Linked DNA regions of Homo sapiens: regions 1, 3 and 4 are each linked to region 2. A link is a contact called in ENCODE Hi-C or POLR2A ChIA-PET data. All regions are on one chromosome and are shown on one strand. The core of a region is the stretch at or near the end of the contact, and the rest is flanking DNA. Distances in the headings are between cores, read along the strand shown. Region 1 overlaps RERE (arginine-glutamic acid dipeptide repeats). Region 2 holds the start of SLC2A5 (solute carrier family 2 member 5). Region 3 overlaps RERE (arginine-glutamic acid dipeptide repeats). Region 4 holds the start of RERE-AS1 (RERE antisense RNA 1).

The links. A loop is a pair of places that touch in the nucleus more often than their neighbours do. ChIA-PET counts read pairs that join two places held with the same protein, here RNA polymerase II (POLR2A). Pooled maps may share reads with other maps.
Region 1: a loop to region 2 is called in a pooled map, with 6 times the contacts of the local background. The contact joins the enhancer-like site here to the promoter of SLC2A5 in region 2. A Hi-C loop is called at or near these places in 1 of 168 maps with a recorded cell type or tissue (gastrocnemius medialis) and 3 of 50 pooled maps. POLR2A ChIA-PET finds 5 or more read pairs at or near these places in 1 of 52 experiments (activated T-cell).
Region 3: a loop to region 2 is called in a map with no recorded cell type, with 11 times the contacts of the local background. The contact joins the enhancer-like site here to the promoter of SLC2A5 in region 2. A Hi-C loop is called at or near these places in 5 of 37 single-sample maps with no recorded cell type and 3 of 50 pooled maps. POLR2A ChIA-PET finds 5 or more read pairs at or near these places in 1 of 52 experiments (naive thymus-derived CD4-positive, alpha-beta T cell).
Region 4: a map with no recorded cell type shows a loop between it and region 2 (12-fold over the local background). The contact joins the promoter of RERE-AS1 here to the promoter of SLC2A5 in region 2. A Hi-C loop is called at or near these places in 1 of 168 maps with a recorded cell type or tissue (B cell), 17 of 37 single-sample maps with no recorded cell type and 4 of 50 pooled maps. POLR2A ChIA-PET finds 5 or more read pairs at or near these places in 1 of 52 experiments (GM12878).

Annotation. Positions count from the first base shown.
Region 1 is chr1:8,395,041-8,398,967 of GRCh38, forward strand. All of the region lies in intron 12 of RERE (arginine-glutamic acid dipeptide repeats), which reads right to left. Among named protein-coding and RNA genes, the nearest start is that of RERE-AS1, 28 kb to the right of the region's middle. RefSeq lists an enhancer at 689-888. Within about 2 kb of position 2,136, at least 21 of the 41 ENCODE cell types and tissues checked have a DNase peak (open chromatin) inside an H3K27ac peak, as active enhancers do; they include gastrocnemius medialis, where a contact is called at or near this core.
Region 2 is chr1:9,067,345-9,071,168 of GRCh38, forward strand. It overlaps SLC2A5 (solute carrier family 2 member 5), which reads right to left and starts at 2,291. Exons shown (of 12, transcript NM_003039.3): 1 at 2,160-2,291. The coding sequence starts at 2,192.
Region 3 is chr1:8,474,955-8,478,940 of GRCh38, forward strand. All of the region lies in intron 10 of RERE (arginine-glutamic acid dipeptide repeats), which reads right to left. Among named protein-coding and RNA genes, the nearest start is that of SNORD128, 18 kb to the right of the region's middle. Within about 2 kb of position 1,262, at least 3 of the 41 ENCODE cell types and tissues checked have a DNase peak (open chromatin) inside an H3K27ac peak, as active enhancers do.
Region 4 is chr1:8,423,022-8,427,076 of GRCh38, forward strand. It overlaps RERE-AS1 (RERE antisense RNA 1), which reads left to right and starts at 1,624. Exons shown (of 4, transcript NR_125999.1): 1 at 1,624-1,680. The region is part of intron 11 of RERE (arginine-glutamic acid dipeptide repeats); the gene reads right to left. RefSeq lists silencers at 424-763, 1,074-1,213.

The DNA.
Region 1 (3,927 bases), core at 886-3,385, 670 kb before region 2:
GCATTCCATGAGGGAAGTTTGTTACTAAACTTTCAGATAAGGTGTCTAGTATTTCCTGTAATAAGATATTGTATATTCCCCTTCTCCTGCCCACAGAATAAATCAAGTACAAAGAAACTAAAAATAATAATACCAAAGAATGAGCAATTTCCGGGTCGGGTGCAGTGGCTCATGCTTGTAATCTGAGCACTTTGGGAAGCCGAGGCGGGTGGATCACAAGGTCAGGAGTTCAAGACCGGCCTCGCCAATATGGTGAAACCCCATCTCTACTAAAAATATAAAAAATTAGCCGGGCGTGGTGGCACACGCCTGTAGTCCCAGCTACTCGGGAGGCTGAGGCAGGAGAATAGCTTGAACCCGGGAGGCAGAGGTTGCAGTGAGCTGAGATCACGCCACTACACTCCAGCCTGAGCAACAGAGTGAGGCTCTGTCTCAAAAAAAAAAAAAAAAGAATGAACAATTTCCTCTTTGGTCTTGTCTGCATAAAAAAGGAACCTCTCCTGCTCAGCTATGCAGGCACCTGGAGACATTTGAAGCTGGAGGTAGGAAAAAAAAAAGGTGAAGGTGAGCTTGACCTAGAAGGGCAACTGTGAACAAGGTGCTTTGAGGAAGCAATGTCAAACCTGTGTGGACCTTTTTGTAAACAGGTTAATTTCCTAAATTCTTTTGTGGGAATATAAGACATCCGTGTTTCTAAAACGGGAGAGGAGAGGAAACAAAAACCAAAACCAAAACCACCACCATGCACTGAAGGCCTGCAGTGGGGGCACAGGAGGAAGTATGAGAGGTTCCATGCCTGAGTTGTGATGTTTGCAGAGAATTAGCCAGTGAGAGTGCCCAAGGAACACGGGAGCACAAATCTGAGAAGGAACACTCGAACGAGGACCAATTCTATTATTATTATTCTGCTCTGTAAGGCATAGGTGACACCACCCCTCTCTCTGTGCTTAAAGGACAGCCATTCCATTAACTACCCACCTTGAATGGATTCCAGAGAAAGACTTTGTTCCCCAAGAAATATTAGCAAAAGCCTTCAAGCCAGGGCTAAGAGCCTTAGTGACAAGTGAGAAGGCACAGAACAACTGAGCAGAGATCATCTCTTGAAAACCTATGCTAATTATCCTGTTTCTACCATCAGGAAAGTGGGAGGGGGGAAGGGCTGCTGTGCTATCACTTGGGGTCCATTCTGGGGTCAAATTTGAATCCCAGCTTCTAGAGCTGAATTCAATGTGGAGTTTGTTGTCCATGCCAAAATTCAAAGGCTGATCAAGTTGAAGAACGTGACATGGACATAATGTGAAGTACATGAAAACTCACATACAAAGTACCTGCCCTCCTGGAACCAGTCCCCAGTTATCACAGAGCCGAGAGGAAACCAGTCCCCTATTATCAAATCCTCTTACTCTTGACTAGAGTGATGGAATTTGGGAAGAATGCAGCAGACTTCTAAAGACTGCTCAGCTACAAGCAGGATCTTCATCTCCTTTTCAGCTGTGGATAACAACGGAAGCAGTCAGCCGTCTAATAAATCAAGTTTAATTTTAACAGCATGAAGTATTGCCCGCTTTGTAATTATACTTCCAAAGGTAAAACCCAACTCGAATTAACTTAAAAAAATTGTTATTGAGGTAAAATTCACATAACATAAAATTAATCATTTTAAAGTTTACAATTCAGAGGCAGTTAATACATCTACAATGCGTGCAGCCCTCAGATCTAATTCCAAAACGCTTTCATCATCCCCCAAAGGAGACCCCTCCCCCTCATTAAGCAGTCAAAGTGAACTTTTTCCACAATGGCATTCTTTGTGATATATCATGCTTTCTCCACAGTATCAGTTTATTCACTTTCAACAGCATCTTTGCATTTTAAAGGTAAGGGAAAACTCAAAGGACCATGAGAACTAACACTCACAAATGTGCTTTCCAGTCTACCACGTGACTGTATACACATCTGGTGAGACAGTTATCTCAGGCAAAATGTACTGTGTGTCTTCCCTGGGAGGAGAAACAGGAGCTGATTCTAATGGAATGTTTACTATGTGACAGATACTGAGTCAGAAACAGCACAGCAGCTAAGACTGGGTGCTCTGCAACCACACTGCCCAAGTTCCAGTTCCAATTCAGTGTGAACTCTGTGTTCTTTGGGCAAGTCATCATAATCTCTCTGCCTCCTTTCTCTTCACACGTATTGTGATGGCAACACCACCACTTGCCTCATGGAGATGCTATGAAGGTTAAGTAAGTTCAAGTGCTTAGAACAGTGCCTAGTGCATAATAAGAGCTCAATCACTGCTGCCTTATTCGACTTTCACTACGACTCTGAGGGAGGTTCTATTTGTGCCCCCATTTCATTACTGAGGAACTTAAATTTTACAGCATCTAAGAGACTTACCCCAAACCCCCAGAGAATAAGTGGGATAGCTGGGATTTGAACTCAATTCTGAGTTCTGTTGGCTTAGCAACCATTCTGTAAAATGTACCAAGGAACAAAACCTTTCTGATCCCAGTTACCAAACTCATGTTGAGCAAAATCACACTCACACAGGAAAAAAAAAAAAAAACACATGAAACTGTCACCAAAATGGCAATAACCCAACTGTGCTACAGTTTTATTTCCTGCTGGCTTCTCAGTTCTCTAAGCCTTGAGGATCCACGCGCCTTAGACCATTATTACCTCCTCCCCCATATGCAGTAAGTTCCTGACTCTTCTGATCTTTCCTGTTCTTACTGGGCACCATCCCCCAAGACCTTCTGCTATTTGTACTTTCTGATTTCAGGCTCTTTATTCTCTGATACACACTGTTGCCAGAATAATCTTCAAAAAGATTGACTGCAACTTTCAACTTTAATTCAATCATACAAATATTTCTTGAGCATCTAGGTGCAAGGCACCATGATGAAGATAATGTGAGTAAGACAGTCCTTGCCTTCAGGAGCTCAATCCAAAAAGGGAGGTGTAAGATAGAATTTCATAAGACAATGCAGAGCCAGAGAAAGGCCCTAAGAGAGGCATGATGTTCTACAGGGGTATTCAAAGGACAGAGTTATATCCTCCTCAGATTAGAGAAAGATTAATGAAGGAAATTAAGTTTAAAAATGTAGAGCATTTCCACATGGAGTAACAGAAGGGCAGGCATTCTGGGCAGAACACTGCAGGAAGAAATGGCAGACAGGAAGCCTGAGTGTTTGGCAAGGGCCAGAGGTGCAGAAAGAAAAGCAGTAGGGAAGGGGCTTGGAGAAGCTGATTTGGACCACAGTATAAAAGGTCTTGACTCTCAGGCAAGGGGGTTAGTACTGAGTGTGGCTGATGAAATCTCCATAGCTTTGCTCTCCTGTGTGCTTTGCTCAGGGTTGGTTCTCACCATCTCCCCATCACTCAAGGCCTAGTTCAAGTCTCAGCTTCTTCCTGACGTGTGTCTTGACCGCCCCAGTGTAAAATAAGATCCTCTTCTATTAACAACGACCATCTCTACAATTTATTTGGCAATTAATCACGTAGTGCTTCTAACATCTGTTATCAGTCTTAAATGATTTTTCCTTTTTCTTATTATTTATCATGCGTATTTATGTTTTGACTCCCCAGTGAAGTATTCACTGAACTCTAGTGTGGGGGAGGAGTCTTCCCCAACTCTGGAAGATCACCAGAAAATACGCAGCCTAAAAACAGATTTTGTCAGGTGACTCTGATGACCAGTTGGGTATGCAATCCACTACACCCATGGAATCTGGCACAGGGCCTTGCTATACATCGAAAAATTTGCTATTTTTACAGGTATCTGTGATTTTCACTTCATATCTCAACAACAAACAGGTGCATCAATGTGCGCGGCCACTAGGAGTACATGAGAGTACCTGCTTTTCAACAACCTCACTTCTACTTAGAACTGATAAACTTTTTTGTAAATATAACGGGTGTGAAGTAATA
Region 2 (3,824 bases), core at 1,041-3,540:
CTGAGGCAGCAGGCAGCTGGGTCAGCCCATGCCTCTCGCATGTGGCCATCTGAATCATTTCCTTTCGCAATGTGTTACTCAGTTTCAGGGCCTGCCACGTGGGGGTGTTTCCATTCCTTTCTGCAGCTGGACTTGGTGGACGTGGGGAACGTGGCAGTTGTGCCTTTCTCTGGACAGCGGAGGACCTCCCTGGACCCCAAACACCTAAGTCCTCATCACCTCCGTTTCTTTTCTATAAAATGGAGGTGATGACACTTGATTTGTCTAACACTTTCTTAGTTGTAAGACAAACAAGATGACCCAAGCGAAGGGGCTGAGTAGACTCCAAAGCAGTGCCTCTCAGTTGAGGGCTGGGAGTGGATTCTGCCCTCTCGGGGACATCGGTTGTCACTCCTGGGGGAGGGAGCTACTGCGTCTAGAAGGTAGAGCCAGGGACGCGGCTAAACATCTTATAACACACAAGACAGCCCCTACAACGAAGCGTTAGCCAGTGCCAAATGGAAATCACGCGGAGGTGGAGAAACCAGCCTAAAGAATGATTGAAAAGTAGTAACATTTACGATGGCCGGGCGCGGTGGCTCACACCTGTAACCCCAGCACTTTGGGAGGCCGAGGCGGGCGGATCACCTGAGGTCAGGAGTTCTAGACCAGCCTGGCCAACATGGTGAAACCCCATCTCTACTAAAAATACAAAAATTAGCCGGGTGTGGTGGTGCATGCCTGTAATCCCAGCTACTTGGGAGGCTGAGGTGGGAGGATCGCTTGAGCCCAGAAGGTGGAGGTTGCAGTGAACCTTGATCGCACCACTGTACTTCAGCCTGGGTGACAGAGCAAGACTCTGTGTCAAAAAAAAAAAAAAAAAAAAGCGAGAGAGAGAGAAAGAAAAGTAGTAACATTTACGGGGAACTCACTCTGTGCCAGGTACTTTACATGCATTATCTCATTTAATTGCTCCAGCACCCTATGAGGCGGTATGGTTATTACTCCCATTTTACAAATGAGAAAACTGAGGCACTGAAGAGTTAAAGAACTTACCCAAGTCCCACAGCTAGAATAGGATGGAGCAGGAATGAATCCTGGGGGCTTCTACTTCCCAGGCCCACTCTTTTTTTTTTTTTTTTTTTGAGATGAAGTTTCGCTCTTGTTGACCAGGCTGGAGTGCAATGGCGTGATCTCAGCTCATTGCAGCCTCTGTTTCCCAGGTTCAAGTGATTCTCCTGCCTCAGCCTCCTGAGTAGCTGGGATTACAGGCACCTGCCACCACGCCTGGCTAATTTTTGTATTTTTAGTAGAGATGGGGTTTCACCATGTTGGCCAGGCTGGTCTCGAACTGCTGACCTCAGGTGATCCACCCACCTCAGCCTCCCAAGACCCACTCTTAATCTATGTGCTACAGAGCATGTTTCCAGTCTGCCTATGGTGAGGGTCTCACATCCATGCCTGAACAAATGCTGTTTTGCAAAAATGTGCACTATCCTTCCTCCACTCCAAATATAAGCAGATGCTATTGTGATGAATAAATGCAAATTCTTATAAAGTGTTAATAAGTCAGTGTTACTTTTCTGACATTATGCATTTTCCTCAATCAAGGGAATCTAGAAAGTAAACTGCAATTACGTTGCAGGAGTCCATGAAAATCTTTCCTCTCTAAAACAAGGGAGCCTCAGGATCTAAAAGGCAGGAAACCTACGTGACAGATCTGAACTAAATTCAAATCAAGCAACGCCTTTTCTGAGTTTATCTTGCTTTCATGCAGCTCAGCTATGTTACTTGCTGAAAAAATTAACTGCCCTGAAGCCAAAAGCAAAACGAAAGCAGAGCGAAACATCTCACCAACCATAGAAGGATTTTGCAGCTAACATGTTTGGTTCAAGTTGGGACAAATGAATCCTTTGGGTCTCTTCCATTCAGTTACAGATCCTGCTGTTAAAGGCTGTTCCAGTAGAATGATTTCCACAGAGCACTTGTCTCTAAACCTCTCTCCTCCCTATAAAAGACCACCTGCTGGACAAGACTTTCCCCCTCTCCCCACCATAATCCCTCCCAACACAGAGTTCCCTCTGCAACACCAGGAGCCCCCCAGCGACTCTCCAGGAAGGCTGCACAGGCCCTGGCAGCCAAGCCTGCTCTTGGCCCCTTTCCCTGAGCAACACACTCACCCCTTCCTTCATGCTCTGATCCTGTTGCTCCATGCTTGCTCTGGAAGGGCAGAGTGCCGCTCACCTCCTTTTAGCCAAAGTAACGCGTGCACTGAATGGAGAGAGAAGACATTCTGGGTGCACTTTGGCCATGCCAAATAACAGCCAATAGCATTTTTATAGCCAGATTAAGTCAGAATAACCCTTTCAGGAACCTGGTCTTCCTTTCACTTCTGCTTTTAAATGAAACGTCTGGGGTTTGGCTAAGTAAGTGGGTGCCCCCTGGGGACTGCAGGCCCAGCATTGTCCTGATGGAACAGTCTACGGTATTTCCCCATTGCTAAAGTCTCTACCAGTCAGGCTCATGGTGAATGACTGGAAGGGTTATTTCTGTCAGGAACGCATGGCAAACAACAGCTGTCCTCCACCCTACATGACACCAGGTAATCTGAGGGCAACAGATTGGGCCACTAGAGACCTCAAAGATGCTCTCCCTGCCAGGAAAACTACAGTCAAGTGTCTCTTGGTGGAGAGTCAGTTTTGCCCAAGTCACCGTGTAATACTGTTTGGGGAAAGTTTCTCATTTTCTGTTTTTTTTTTTTTTTTTTTTTTTTTTTGAGACGGAGTTTCGCTCTTGTCCCAGGCTGGAGTGCAGTGGCATGATCTCAGCTCACTACAACCTCCGCCTCCCGAGTTCAAGCGATTCTCCTGCTTCCACCTCCTGAGTAGCTGGGATTACAGGCGTGCACTACCACGCTCGGCTAATTTTTATATTTTTAGTAGACACGGGGTTTTGCCATGTTGGCCAGGCTGGTCTCGAACTCCTGACCTCAAGTGATCCACCCTCCTTGGCCTCCCAAAGTGCTGGGATTACAGGCGTGAGCCATCGTGTCCGGCCTCTTATTTTCCATTTTAAGGAGCTCAGAATGACCTAGGGATGTTACTTTCTGTGTATTCATCACTACTGGGAAGGTGGTAAATACCTCGAACCCCTTTCCAGGCAGGGCAGGGAAAATGAGTCACACCTGCTGGTCCGGGTCCGGCCATCTCAAGGCCAGGCCACTGTCAGCCCCCCATGTTTGGCACTCATTCAGCTGCCACAGGGCACACCAGCGCAAGTGGCCAAAATCCAAAGTCTCACAAGTCCCACAGGTTTTCATCTTTACAGAACATACTCCCAGTTCTATTTGCTGTGGCGTAAATCCAGTTACTTTAGTGATTGATTCTGAATCTCATGCATCTTTAAACAAGCAGAGACTGGGAGCCTGTGTTAGGCACTGTTCCTTGCATTAGCAGCAAATCCCCAGGGTTGCTCAGGGTGGGAGACTGTGAGAAGCCTAGCAGCGTGGCCGTCTGTGTGTGTGTGTGTGTTGGGGGGTCGGGGGGGTCCCTATTCACAAGGGAGAACTCAGCATTCCCTTTCACCAGCTACTGCCTGTCTTTTTCTTCTGCGTATCACTGTCCTAGCACACTGACTTGTGACTAACGCATAGCAAGACCAGAGGTTTCCAATTATTTCAAAGATCTAGAAAAAGTTTCCAAAGAAAATGCACTTTAATTGCAGGGGTAGGGTGGGGAGAGGAAATCAACGATGGGGGAGTGAGGAGACGGGTACAGGTGTGCAATCCAACACAAAGAAGAATCCGGCCGGGCGCGGTGGCTCACGCCTGTAATCCCAGCACCTGG
Region 3 (3,986 bases), core at 12-2,511, 590 kb before region 2:
AATAACTGAGAAAGGAAAAAAGTATTTGGAATAAATCTTAAAATTCTTCATATAGTTTTAATTAATTATTTCGACTATTAAGATAAGTGAGAAAGACCTTGCCGAAATATGTTCAAAACAAAATTTAAAAATTTCTTAGCCACGTGCAGTGGCTTACACCTGTAATCCCAGAACTTTGGGAGGCTGAAGTGGGCAGATCTCTTGAGGTCAGGAGTTCAAGACCAGCCTGGCCAACACGGTGAAACCCTGTCTCTACCAAAAACACAAAAATTAGCCGGGTGTGGTGGCGCGCACCTGTAATCCCAGCTACTTGGGAGGCTGAGGCAGGAGAATCGCTTAAACCTGGGAGGCGGAGGTTGCAGTTAGCCGAGACCGCGCCACTGCACGCCAGCCTGGGTGACAGAGCGAGATTCTGTCTTAAAAAAAAAAAAAAAAATTCTTGGCTGGGCGTGGTGGCTCACACCTGTAATCCCAGCACTTTGAGAGACCAAGGTGGGCAGGTCACTTGAGGTCAGGAGTTTGAGACCAGCCTGGCCAACATGGTGAAACCCTGTCTCTACTAAAAAGAAATACAAAAATTAGCCGGGCATGGTAGTGTGTGCCCATAATCTCAGCTACTCAGGAGGCTGAGGCAGAAGAATCTCTTGAACCCAGGAGGCGGAAGTTGCAGTGAGCCGAGATCACGCCACTGCACTCTAGCCTGGGCGAAAAGAGTGAGACTCTGTCTCAAGAGAAAAAAAAAAAAAGAAAAGAAAAATTTCTTATAACCATAATTCACAAATGTCAATACATTTTCATTTATACCTCCATCATCGATAACCTAGTGCCAAGTCAATATATATGAAACATGTAAATGTTAAAAAACTAGAATTGAAACTAAGAGCACAATATTTATTTTTATTTGGCCATTATCATTTCAAATAATGCTATTAGGTACCAGAGAGGCTAAAATTTGTCTGAATGGTCTTACGGGAGCAAAATTCAGGGATAATGGAAAAGACAAAGAATTTAACTGCAGAGGGTAGGGCTTGAGAGAAAGGTCTAGTTAATTTTCAGAAGGAAATATAGTTATTGAACCAATCTTCCCTCCCTCTTTCCATCACTTTCTGAAACTACAATGTTCCAGGAATTATGCGCCAGCCCTGGAGTCACATGGAAGAAAGGAGGGGGTCGCAACATTTGCTGAGCAGTGCACAGTGTGCTAGGAACTGTGTTAGGTCTTTATGATTTCATCATTCCACACACCTCTCTTCCACAGCCAGAGTACTAAAAATGAGGAAATGAAATCCAGAGGTTCAGTATGTTTCTCTAGGCCACTTCCCTAGCAAGTAGCAGCATGAGGATTCTAACATAAACCCATGTTCTAGGAAGATGTCCCTACCCTAGAATGTTGCTACTGGGGCAGTTTAGGACAGGCAATCTGGTGGGAGCAATGGGTACGGGGACTTTTTCCGCTGCAGTGACAAAGCAAGCACACTGTCTTTTCTTAACTTGGGGCTAGGGGATGAGGGTGGGTGGAGGAAAGGAGGGAGCCAGCAGCTCAGAAAAGAGGAAAGACACACATGTAAACAAACTAACAAAAAAATCCCCATCCATGAAAACACTCACAGTGCTAAATGAAAGCTGATGGGGATGACATTTGCTCAGTCTGGAAAATCTAAAATGCATTCACAGGGGAGGTTTTGAAAATCAACAACCAGTATAATATGATTAACTTGCCTATGCTTTATGAACAGCAACAACCACATAAAAAACACTATTCTAGGAGAAATAAGCAGTGCTATTATTGCAGTAAAAACAGGCTACACGAGGCAGGGCGGACCTGCGTCCTTCGCTTCTTTCGCTGTCACAGAAGAGGCTGAGGTAGGTCATTTTTGGAACTTTCCAGTATTCAACATTCCTTCACTTAACAAAGATTTTTTCAAAGGCAAAATATTATAGAATATTCTTCTAAAAAGGAATAAACAAATGGTAATAATGTTAATACATTAATTTAGAAAAATAAAAAAACAATAAAACCATTGAATTAAGCCACATTCCCCACGCCAAACACTAAATGAATGGCTCCTGCACAGGCTTCACTTACACTTTAGGGATTAAGGTTGTGCCTCTTAATTTTCAAGTCTCTGTGAAAGCTGAAGTTTATGCCACAGGTCTTTAAATGCAATTATGGATAATTAATCATTTACATAGTTAACATGTCTACAGCCTGACTTCTTTTTTTATAAATGCGAGATCAGCCACAGAATAGTAGAAAGGGAGGGTGCGGAGGGTGTAGGCTGCTTGCCGGGGCAGGAGGACTCCACAGACGCAGTCAATAATCTACTAAGAAGACTCAGCTTGAGGACCCACAATGAGTCTAACTCTGGCCACAGGGAGAAAAGCTCCTGGCACATTCGTGAACCTAGACTGTTTATGCTGCTTTTCTCAATAATTATTTGTCAGCTGAGAAAGACCTATGTCTGGCCACAAGTGGAAATGGTTCAGGACCACAAATGGAAACTAAAATATGTTTTCACTTACTCCTGGCATCCTCATAGCCTTGAAAACAGAAAAAAATTTGTGACATGAAACTGGGCAGAAGGCTGGAGGATGACATAAAAACCACAGGTCTAAGCATCTCACGTAGGCACTAGTGAACCTACTCATACATGCTAAATTGACCTAGAAAGTGTATGTGAAAGGCTTTCACACAAAAACACAAAATCAAGACCAGTTACATCAGTATTAAGAAACATTTACAGTAACTGCTTTAAATCCTACTTAGTAGAATTGAGGTACAGAAATAACTGCCCCCAATCCAAGGGCTCAGCAGTCTGAATCTCAGTGCTTTGTGATGAGTGATTCTAAGGTTATGCAAACAACAGTCCACCTAATATTTTTGGCAATGATAATGAAGTTATGGAACAACGAAGACCGAAGAGGCATACACTGATGCATATAAAGCTCCAGAGTTGGGAAAATATACAAGCGACTGTACTTTCTAAAAACTTCAGCCAAGAACACAGCTTTAGTAACTAAGAAATAAGCAAAAAGCCTCTGGGCAACCAAAACAGTGTCCCCAAAAGCCAAAGGCCCTGGAGAGCCAGGAAGCTCCCACTCTGAGCTTTAGACACTTAGTTACCTCACAATTCTAGCTTTCCCAATCTAATAACAGGTCTCAAAAGAAAAAATCAGAAAGACTGTATGATTTCAAAAGAGAAGAGCAGCAGCAGACAGCCTGACTGTGGGAGACACAAAAATTTAGCAACTATTATGCAAACCAAAGAGCTCAAACTCTAACAGTTGCACATTCTTTTGTTAACGGACACCAGTAATGATCACTCAGAGGCATCGAGTAAAGGTGGACTTGACTTGAGAAGATATGAAAATGTATTCCTCCTCATTTCTAAAATGGAAGAAAAAAAGTAAAGAAAGAAGAAAAGGAGGAGAAGAGCCAGTTTTCCTAAAAATGCTGGGATAACTAGTACTCCAAAGTGCTGCAGTGGCTGGAATACACAGCCCAACAAATACCAGGTGTGGGGAGAAGGCAGGCCACTCAACAAATAGGGGAGCAGGAAGGACAGGAGTGGGGCGCCCCAGTGTCATTACCTATGAACCCCAGAAAGTTGCTGGGTAAGGGGGAAACATCCAAGATTCTGGAGGACAGGGCTGGCCAGGACAACACAGGTTGTCAGAGTCCAGTGGGGCTGGGCTCTGGGCAGGGCTGTGGAACTGAAGCTAAAACAGACACCAGAGACTTGAAAAAGCTACAGCTTCAAGGATTGCCTGAGTTTATCCCAGGCCAGCTCAAAGACCAACCTTAAAACAACACAACTTGCCCACAAGGGTCACTAATGAGCAACACCTTCCCTACTCTATCAGGCCCAGGCTAGGACTGGTGCAGGCTGGACCCAGAGTTTTGAGGGGCTAGGGTAGTGGCTGAGGAAGAAACAACCTGGGAGGTCAGAACATATCAATTAATATGGTAGTTATACATGACAATT
Region 4 (4,055 bases), core at 374-2,873, 640 kb before region 2:
CACGCAGGGCAGCGCGTTTAAGAGAAGGACGTCCTGCGTCTGAGGCTAAGAAGCAATCTGTCCCCCTCTTCCACCAGGCACACATTCTGGTGCACGAAGGTATAAATATGCTCCATGTTTTAATAAAACACAACTGCTTTCCCACCTGAGAACCAAGCTTCCCAGAAGTGTCGAGCAGAAAGGGGAAACAGAACCAAACCCGGTGACTCTTCTCCAGAAGGGAACCCTAGGGGGTTAAAAGGCCGCTTTCCTTAATCCAAAGAATTTGCCAGGAGGCACCGGAAGGCACCAGTATCACAGAAGCCCACCGGGAACACGAAAGCCAGCGGGCCTGCCCCACCGTCCGTCATTAAAAGCCACTCCGAGACACCAGAGAATAACCAGCACCCCTTCCGCCCTCCCGACGCCACTCGCCGCCCCCATCCATTTTCGCAGCAGACTCGTCCCTAACCCCAGCCCGGAGACTTTCACTTTGTCCCATGCCTCCCGAGCACCCCTCCCCGCCCCGGTGGGGGCAGCTCCTGGCTCCGAGCCCCCACCTCGGGGCTCCCAGCCTGGTCCCGGGCGGCCGACCCCAGCAGCCACAGGTAAGCGCCCGGGGTCCGGGGCGGCAAGAGGCCGTCGCCTGTCACTGGGCTCCGGCTCCACAAAGCGCAGGGCGGAGGCGGCCGCGGGTGGCTCGGCGTGTGACCGCGGCGGGGCCGCGCGGCGCGGGGCCCGGGGGGCGCGGGGCTGGGGCCGCCGCTGACGGGGGAGGAGGCAGGAGCGCGGCGCGCAGAGCCCGGCGCGGCCGCGGGCGGCTGCAAAAGGCGGCCTGGATTGCCGCCGCCCTCCTGTCCGCCAGCCGGGGCCCCGCGCCCCGGCCCCGGCCCCGCCCCCGGCCCGACCCCCACCCCGAGGCCGGAGCCTCCAGGGCACCCGGCGCTGGAATCTGTGTCCTCCTTCCGGACAGGAGAACATCAAGGCGGTAAAGCACAGAAACTTCCTCCCTACCGCAGCAAGCGTGGGGAGAGGGCGCCCACAGGGCTGGGGCCCTTCCCAGGCTGCTGGGTCTCCAGCCCACGTTCCGGATGGACGAAGTCGGCTGCGCCCCGGCCGCACGCCCTCCGCCCCAACCCCGCCTCAGCTGCGAAACGGGGGGCTGGCCCCGACGCCCCCCGCGGTCCCTTCCGGCCCGCGATTGTGGGCGGCCTCTCCCTGGCGGCCCAGGCATTAGCCTGCACTTCCCCGGCCGCCGCTTCACAACTAAATCACCGCGGAAGCTTCCCAGCCAATAAATCACCTGCCCACCGGGCAGAGGGTCCCTCCCACTCCCTGTGTTTGAGACCCGCCAGGCGGATTCAGTGAAGGGCCAGACTTAGCCTTTTAAGACCAGTCTGCAACCTCCTACTCCAGTAGTGGAGGCTTTGCGTTTTTGAATTTCACCCTTGCTGAGATATGACTCATCATTGTCAATTTTCAATATAATTCATACAGTTCGAAGGGAAAATCTCTCAAGGCACAAGAAAGCAGCAAGCTCTCCTCTAGTGTGAGGAGTGACCTTTGTTACTTGACAAAAGTATCGTTTATATGATCAACAGGCATCCTACGCTGTGTGCACACAGCATATCACCGGGAGAGACGGCACGGAAAGATGGCCCTGCCCTCAAGGAGCTGCAGTCTGCCCAGGAAGGCAGACAGGTAAACAAACCAGTCCTAGGGCCTGCAAGAAAAGCAGCAGAGGAACAAAGGGTGGTGGGTGAAGCTAGGAAGAGGAAGCAACTTACTCTGCTTGCTGATGTCTTAGAGGAAGTGACAAGGAAGAGTGTGAGCCTGCCAGGTGGGCTCCAGCAGGGCTTCCAGCAGAAGTCAGCCAGGAAAAGGCACAGGGAACATTCTGGGAACTGCAAGGAGGACAGGGTGTGCAGAATGGAGTGCCAGCAGATAAGACGAAAGAGGCAGGCAAGGATCCGGTTGCAGAGAGCCCTTCAGGCCGCACGGAAGAGTTCCTAATTGTAGGCTGGCAGAAAGGCTGAAGCTGGAGCTTTCCATGAAAAGACTGGATGAGGACTGTGCCAGTGGCAGTGTGGCCTAAGTGTAGATTAGGGACAGACCAGTTAAAGAGGCTGCTGACACAGTTCAGGTATGAGATGAGGACCTCAACTACTGGCACACTCCACCTCAGTAATCAGAATTCCTGCCGCTTAATCCATTCTTCAAGTATTCAGGTATTTACTGAGCACCTAGCTGAGAGGGGTCTAGGAAGATAATAAAGGTTGCCATGGACCTTTACTGAACTGTGATTCATTTTTGCACGTAAGATAAGTATGTGTGAAGTCATTACAGAACATTCTGAGATGTCATCTGGCCAAGCATAAAGAAGTGAGGTGCAGCTCATCAGTGCAGCAAGGGACCCAAGAAGGCTAGACTGCAGTGGTCTGTAGTAGTTCAGAATGCCTTCGCCAAGGCAGTGACATCAGCGAGATCACAAGGGGTGGGCAACTATTGCAGGGGTGGGAGGTGGCTTGGTGACCGGGCCCTCCGTGAAGGTCAGAGGTGGAGAATGGGAGGTGGGTTACAGGGGACAGTCTACACAGACTTGGGGCGGGCAATCTGGAGTGAGCCAGGCTGTGGAACGCCAGGACCATGCAATCGGAACGTGGGCTTGATACCAAGTGACATCTAACAGGTCCAGTAAAAGAGGCCTACACAATAAAGGCAGCATGTGAGAAAGGCTGACTCTGGAACATCAGGGTAAGGTGGCAGAGTTGGACAAACAAATTCAGATCCTGTTTCTTCCATTTATTGTGATGCAATCCTTTGAACATCATCCATTCAACCAATAGTTACTAAGTACCTACTATATGCCAGGAGCCTCATATATATTAATTCGAAATCTTTACAACCTAAGAAGAAGTACAATTATTATCCCCATTTTACAGACAAGGAAGCTGAGGCACAGATAGGTAACTAGATCAACTCCTCAGAGACAAAGCCAGAATTCAAACTTAAGCCCCCTCAAATCCTCAGAGCCACACTCTGTAAAATGCAGGCAGGCGTCTACAGTGGTAACTATTTTCTGTTACCATTTTCTATGAGTCTGTACTTTCCTCTTCTCGGGTCCAATGTCAAATCATAAAGTCCTCAGTATTCTTCCTAAGAAGTGTCTTTCAGCCGGGCGCGGTGGCTCATGCCTGTAATCCTAGCACTTTGGGAGGCTGAGGCGGGCAGACCACAAGGCCAGGAGATCGAGACCATCCTGGCTAACACAGTGAAACCCCGTCTCTACTAAAAATACAAAAAATTAGCTGGGCATGGTGGTGGGCGCCTGTAGTCCCAGCTACTGGGGAGGCTGAGGCAGGAGAATGGCGTCAACCCGGGAGGCGCAGCTTGCAGTGAGCCGAAATTGCGCCACTGCACTCCAGCCTGGGCGACAGAGACTCTGTCTCAAAAAAAAAAAAAAAAAAAGTGTCTTTCAACGCCCTCCTTTCCTGCTCATGCTAGTGGCAGTCCCAGGCCAGACCTTTATCTCTCTTTCCTAATAACTAGGCTATTAACCATCTCCCCCATCCAGCCATTTAAAAGCCTCTGCCAAGGAATTTTTCCCAACTATAGATTTCATCCTGAGTCCCACTTTATCTGGCCCTTAGCCCCTACCTAAGAACAGCATGGTGGTCTCTGCAGGACAGTGTTTACACTCCTTAGCCCTGAATTCAAGGCCCTCCAGGATCCTGGCCCTGCCCACCTTTCCAGCCAGATGTCCAGTAATGCCAACTGGCCCACACTGGGGGACCTCTGTCTCAACTCCAGAATCTGGGTAAGGCATCTCCACGTTCACCTCAAAATCTCTCCTACTCCCAAATGAAACCAGATGTCCAGTTACTCTCTCATTAGTTTATTTATTTGTATAAGGCCTGCTTACCCAAAAAGTCCATAAACTCTTAAAATAATTACATCTTACACCTAGTGCCTCCATATAACACTAGGCAGTTGATGCTCACCACATTTTTTGTCTCCTTTAAAAATTATTTATTTATTAACGATGAGGTCTCACTATATTGCCCAGGCTGGTCTCA